Regions from separate parts of the Homo sapiens genome. Here region 1 is linked to region 2. Evidence: chromatin loops called from intact Hi-C (ENCODE). Cell type or tissue: CD4-positive, alpha-beta T cell. All regions are shown on one strand. Links, peaks and the distances in the headings refer to the core of each region. The heading gives the core; the rest is flanking DNA. Region 1 has its middle 28 kb from the start of SIX2. Region 2 overlaps PRKCE (protein kinase C epsilon).

What was found. Peaks named below come from ENCODE experiments on the same cell type or tissue, not always from the same donor. Only the 100,000 strongest peaks of a DNase experiment are listed, where the experiment ranks them.
Region 1: a loop joins it to region 2, with 26 times the contacts of the local background. A loop is called at or near these places in 7 of 110 quality-filtered maps.

The regions. Positions count from the first base shown.
Region 1 is chr2:44,980,325-44,983,241 of GRCh38, forward strand. No RefSeq gene overlaps it. Among named protein-coding and RNA genes, the nearest start is that of SIX2, 28 kb to the right of the region's middle. In CD4-positive, alpha-beta T cell, for the core only: CTCF peaks have their summits at 1,445 (motif pointing right) and 1,647; a DNase peak (open chromatin) is centred at 1,477; H3K27me3 peaks cover 481 bases.
Region 2 is chr2:45,777,659-45,780,575 of GRCh38, forward strand. The region is part of intron 1 of PRKCE (protein kinase C epsilon); the gene reads left to right. Among named protein-coding and RNA genes, the nearest start is that of PRKCE-AS1, 100 kb to the left of the region's middle. RefSeq lists an enhancer at 972-1,266 and a silencer at 1,048-1,137. In CD4-positive, alpha-beta T cell, for the core only: CTCF peaks have their summits at 1,133 (motif pointing left) and 1,343; a DNase peak (open chromatin) is centred at 1,103.

The sequences.
Region 1 (2,917 bases), core at 176-2,675, 800 kb before region 2:
ATGGATTAAAGAATAAAATCTACTGGCAGGACTAGTAACCACTGGAGTTTTAAAACACGGATAAGCATAGATGATATTTGCAGAAACCTGCCACTACTGTAATGGGATTGGAAAATATCTGTTATCACTGCTGTTATCACTACTGTGGTCTGTTACCTACATTCATCATTTTTTAAAAAGCTAAATTTCAGTTGGAAGTTAGTGAAGATAAAGACGTAAGCCTTTTCCCAACCAAAGTCATGGACCCCTTTGAATTCTACCTATTAATCTCTTGGTGAAGGGAAGGGGGTGTCTGTGGACTCCAAGTTAAAAGGATTTGTTTTAGAACAGTGTTTCTCGCAGTGTGGTTCCAGCACCAGCGATATTAGCATTATCTGGGAAACTATCAGAAATGTAAATTCTTGTCCCCACCCCAGCAGATTTACTGAATCAGAAACTCTGGGGTGGGGCCCAGCAATCTGTGCTTGAATAAGCCTCCAGGTGAGTCTGCTATGAGCTCAAGTTTGAGAACCACTGCCTTAGAGTTGGGTAGGATACAATCTCCGAAGCAGAATGCATGGCCAAGATGACTCCTTCCCCTCAAAGTCTTAGAGAATGATCTATTGCCTATTTTCCTGCTCCACTTCCTTCAGACTAACTCTGAATCTGGGGTAGACTGTGGTTTGGAGTTTAAAAACCCGAGATCCTTGTTAATGCGTAATGAAGTGCTACAAAGCAGCTTCTGTCACAAGGGTGGTATAAAATACAGCTGCAGGGACAGCGGTTAAAGTTTCACTCTTTTATGGACATAAAAAATAATTGGCCTTCTAATTATCTCCATAAAAGTGAGAAAACTTGCCTGGCTTATTGGCATCTTTATTAGCACTAGGAAATAATTAGACATCCTTAATAGCTTTCTAATGATCCCTAGAGGAGGGAGCCATTTTTAGGGCATCTGCTGCCATGATTGGGTCATTATGGAGCCCTTCAGACCTGGTCTACACAGAGTGGAGTGCTTGCACATTCATCAGTGCCCGGTACTGGCTTTGGATCTCTGATGGCTCACGTGCCAGGAAAGGCGTATCTCTCATGGGCCCATGACTCTTTCCGGAGCCTTGGCAGCATCTGTCCCTGGTCTGGGAAGAGGACCCTCACTATGGTGGACTGACAAGGGGGGCTGATTATTTATGGATAGGTGAACCTCCTCTGGTCCTATCTTTTTAAGGAACTTGGAGCATGTTTATTCTATACCAGTCTCCTTTGGGAAAGATTGCTAGGCTTGTAACATTGCAATTCTCAGACCCCAAAGCACAAGCTTTGAAAAACTGAAGTCGTATTGGTAAGCAGGACAGTGGTTTTCCACCTGGTTGGTACATGGCACCCTTGCAGGTTTGGGGTCTCTGGAGGATTGAGCTTTAGGGCTGAGTGTTAGGGAGGAACGGAATCTCCAAGTGGAGGGAATCCGAGCCTACGTTTCTCCAGCAGGTGGCGCCATAACTTTACCTTCCGCGTCTCCGTCGCCTGCGATGGAAGCCGAATTTGCAGGCAGTGATGTGAGGCAGCTGTCTGGGAATCCTCTCCTCTGTATTTAGGGCTTTAATATCTCATAGAAACCCACATCATCTTCTCTCCAACTGACCTTCTCCAAGCCACTCTCATCCCCAAACCCTCGATATTTCTGATTCTTTATCTGAGAATCGTGAACAACCCTTCATAAACATGTCAGAAATACTGACGGTCCTTCCAGACCTGGAACACTGTGGAAGAGTTTGGGCAAGTCATAAATGATGCTCTCGATCACTCCCACATTCTGCGACTGTCCCCAGACCCTCCGCCTCTTCTCAGAGGTCTGCCATCAGGATCTTCAGCGTGTATGATTTGCTTACTTTGTCAGCCTAATCATAAGGTAACTTGAGCTCATAGCAGACTCACCTGGAGGCTTATTCAAGCACAGATTGCTGGGCCCCACCCCAGAGTTTCTGATTCAGTAAATCTGCTGGGATGGGGGGCAAGAATTTACATTTCTGATAGTTTCTCAGATAATGCTAATATTGCTGGTGCTGGAACCACACTGCGAGAAATACTGTTCTAAAACAAATCCTTTTAACTTGGAGTCCACAGACACCCCCTTCCCTTCACCAAGAGATTAATAGGGTTTTTAAACATCTCTCAGGGGTTAGGTAAAGCCACAAGGCAGATGATCATCTGGATTTCACTCTGAACAGTGTTTGGAAAGATGGACTCTGGACCGATAAGGTTGGAGCATACATACATATGTGTGTGTGTGTGTGTGTGTGTGTGTGTGTGTATATATATATATATATTTTTTTTTTTTTTTTTTTTTTTTTGAGAAAGAGTCTCAGTCACCCAGGCTGGAGTGCAGTGGTACCATCTGAGCTCACTGCAACCTCCACCTCCCAGGTTCAAGCAATTCTCCTGCCTCAGCCTCCCGAGTACCTGGGATTACAGGTACAGGCCACCATAACTGCCTGATTTTTGTATTTTTAGTAGAGATGGGGTTTGACCATGTTGGCCAGGCTGGTCTCGAACTCCTGACCTCAAGTGATCTGCCTGCCTCGGCCTCCCGAAGTGCCAGGATTACAGGCATGGGCCACTGCGCCGGACCAAGAGCATATATTTTTACACATGTTTACACCTTACTACATGAGTTAGGACTGATCCTGGTTTTACAGAATCTCAGAGTTCACTTACCTAATTCAATTGCTTACCCAATGCAGGCATCCTTCCTGCAATTTGACAACTTGATAGCAGCAGGGTCCCTTCCAGTTTGCAGATGATGTTCATAGCTCTTTAATGCTCACTGCAACCCTGTGAGGAACACTGGTGAAGTGACTCACCCAAGGACTCCTAGCTACTAAGTGGCAGGATTTATTAGTGTCATCTGACTTCAAGGTCAGCACTCTGTGCAACACAGCTA
Region 2 (2,917 bases), core at 134-2,633:
GGAAACAGAGGCCCCGGGAGGGTAGGCACCCCTGTAAAGGTCATACGGTTCGGGAAAGAGTCAGGATTTGGATTCAGCCTGACTGCACAGCCCCCACACTCCTAATCACAGCATTGTCCTTCCCCCTGCCAGAAACTTGGTTTGCAGTATTTCTACTGAAACGTGACATTTTACCTGCCCTCATGGAGGTATGATCTTTTTGGAGAGAAAAGATAGCAACAATTCAACACAGACACCACACCAAAGGTTCTTGAGATGGAACAGAATGCAGGCCCCAGGGACTCAAAGTCATTTTTCAGCATGGGAAGACTTGGCACCGAGTCTGTATCACAGGATGAGCAGGGCTGTGCAGAGAAAACCCAGAGGACTGGAGGGTGGGCTTTGGGAGGAGCAAGTCAATTTATCTCTTGGGCTTCATTTTCCTCATTGGGAGCATTGAGGAAGAGTAAGGGTGGGAGGGAGGGGTGGGTTGGCAAATGTTTTCCCAAGTCCCTGGGGTTGGTGGGTGGAGTTTAAGCCAATTGCTGATGGCTTTGCCACCAGGTGGCAAAGTTTAGACTTTGTCTAGAAGAAGTGGGGAGCCATGAGGGGTTTTGAGCAGTGGGACATGAAAGTATTGCTTTGGGAAGTTGGAATCCAGGAGGCTTTTATCTTCCAGTCTTGCTTCTCTGGAGACTGATGTCCCAAGAGAACATGCCTGGCCGCTTAGCTCCGTGGAGTTTATGCTCTGGGAGACCCTGATGGGGAGATCCTCATTTCGACTGGTCACATTAATACTACTTTTCGAGTGTGAAAGGTTGAGTCAAGGTTTGGACTTCTGGCAGGTTCTCGCCTTTGGCTGGTGTTCCGCCTTTGAGATGGTCCCACTACTTTCACTCAGCGTCCCTACCCCACACACATCTCCCCCTCTACACAGACACTAAGGGCTCCTCATGGGGTTTCATTATTGGTTTTTAGCGGATGTTCCTCTAACTCGGTGCATTTCCTCAAGCCAACGTCTATTCCACTATCATGGGGAAATTAATATAGAAATTTCCTCCTTTGTATCATCAATTTCAGAGGATGTATGTTCCCGGCTGATGGCCCTCCCCTCTATTTGCATAACAGCAGGTAAACAATACTGCCACCTAGTGGGAGCTCAAGGTGTGACCTTCGGAGCTCCTCCTCCTGACCCCGGGACATTATTTCTATTACTGTTAATATTTAAACTAATGGGCAGTTCTGAGCTCAGTGCTCTTCCCAGTGAGTGGATCCACGTGGATTTTCACGTCTCCTTCTCATTCTCTTAAAACTTGGAGTTACAAGTGTCAGAGAAGCTGTTTTGTGTACGCAGAACGATTGAAACAGGTGCAGGGAGTTTTACCTACTTTACTTTGACTTTTGCTCACAGCAGTCCAGGTAGGTAACTGGATTCCCGTTTTATACGTGAGGAAACCCAGGCTCAGTAAGATTAAGTAACTTGGAACTTTACTGAGCACCTAACGTGCCCAACTACGTCCTGGACTACCTAGGTAGTATGGGGATTGTGGCCTGTTTTCCTCTAAGAATGCGCTGTCCAGACACAGTGGCAAGGCGTAGTTAGCTCCTGGCCAACTTGTAGAGGAGAGGAGAGACCCTTGCACACTGCAGTAGTGCAGCAAGACTGCTTGGATGGAAGAAGTGGGTCTGGAGCTAGGATTCGAAAGGTGGCATGGGAAGAGAATGTTTGGCGGATGAAGGCACAGAGGCGGCGCTAGTGCTAGGGATGTCCGGGGGCGAGGAAAGACTTGCTGATCTTGGGCTGTGCCAGGTGTTGTGGGTTGAGGGGTCTGGGATACAGAGCCTGCGAGAGCTAGGTTGAGAGCTCCAGGGAGTCACTGCGACTACTTCCTTGCTCCATTTGTGAACTGAGAAGTAAGACTCGTTTGATGGACGAAATTTAAATAATGCAGAAATATATTAAAGTAAAAAAAAAAAAAAAAGAGAAAATCTCCTACCAGGCCTATTCTCCCCCAGAAAACATGATTAATAGTTAAACGTTTGGGGTACATGCTTTCAGAAGATTTTCTTTGCCTGTATATAGATATATATGTCTATTCAAGTATATAAAAATTAATACATGCATATGTAGTGTGATTTATTTTAATAGGGTTATGTTTTAACTATTATTTTATAATTTCCTTGTCATCAAAAATTCAAAAATATATCACAGTCATCTTTTAACTTAAACCTTTTACTATGGAAAATTTTAAACATATGCAAACCTAGAACAGTATAATAAATCTCCCTCAGCTTCAACATTTATCAATACATAATCAATTTTGTTTTCTCCCTACCTCACTCCATAGGTTCTCCTGAACTGGATTATTTTAAATAAAGCTCCAGACATCATACATTGCATCTGTAAATACATCTGTATCGATCTCAAAGACACTTTTAAAACATATATAACCACAGTGCCATTATCACATTAAAGAAACCTGTATTCTTTCATATCATCAAATAGCTAATTAGTGTTCAAATTTTTCCACTTGTCTCATAAACTTTGAACAGCTGATGTGCTTGAATGATGATTCAAATAAGGTCTATACGTTGCATTTGAGTGCTGTTTTTTATGTCTCATTCCATTCATAGATTTCTACTCCCTCCTTTTTCTTTTTTTGTTTTTGCCATTTCTTTTTTTGTTGAAGAAACTAGTCATTGTCCTGTAAAGTTTCCCACATTTTGGATTTTGCTGATTGTATTCCCATGGTGTCTTTTAACCTGTTCCTCTGGCCCTATATTCCTTGTAAACTGGTAATGAGTTCTAGGTGCTTGAGCAGAATTAGATTTGATTTCTTGGCATAAAGATGGGAGCTTCTTAGGCAGGAGAATGAGGCGACCAAGAGCCAGAGTGGTGGGATTGAAGAAAGAAGGACACATCTCACTGGCCTCCCCA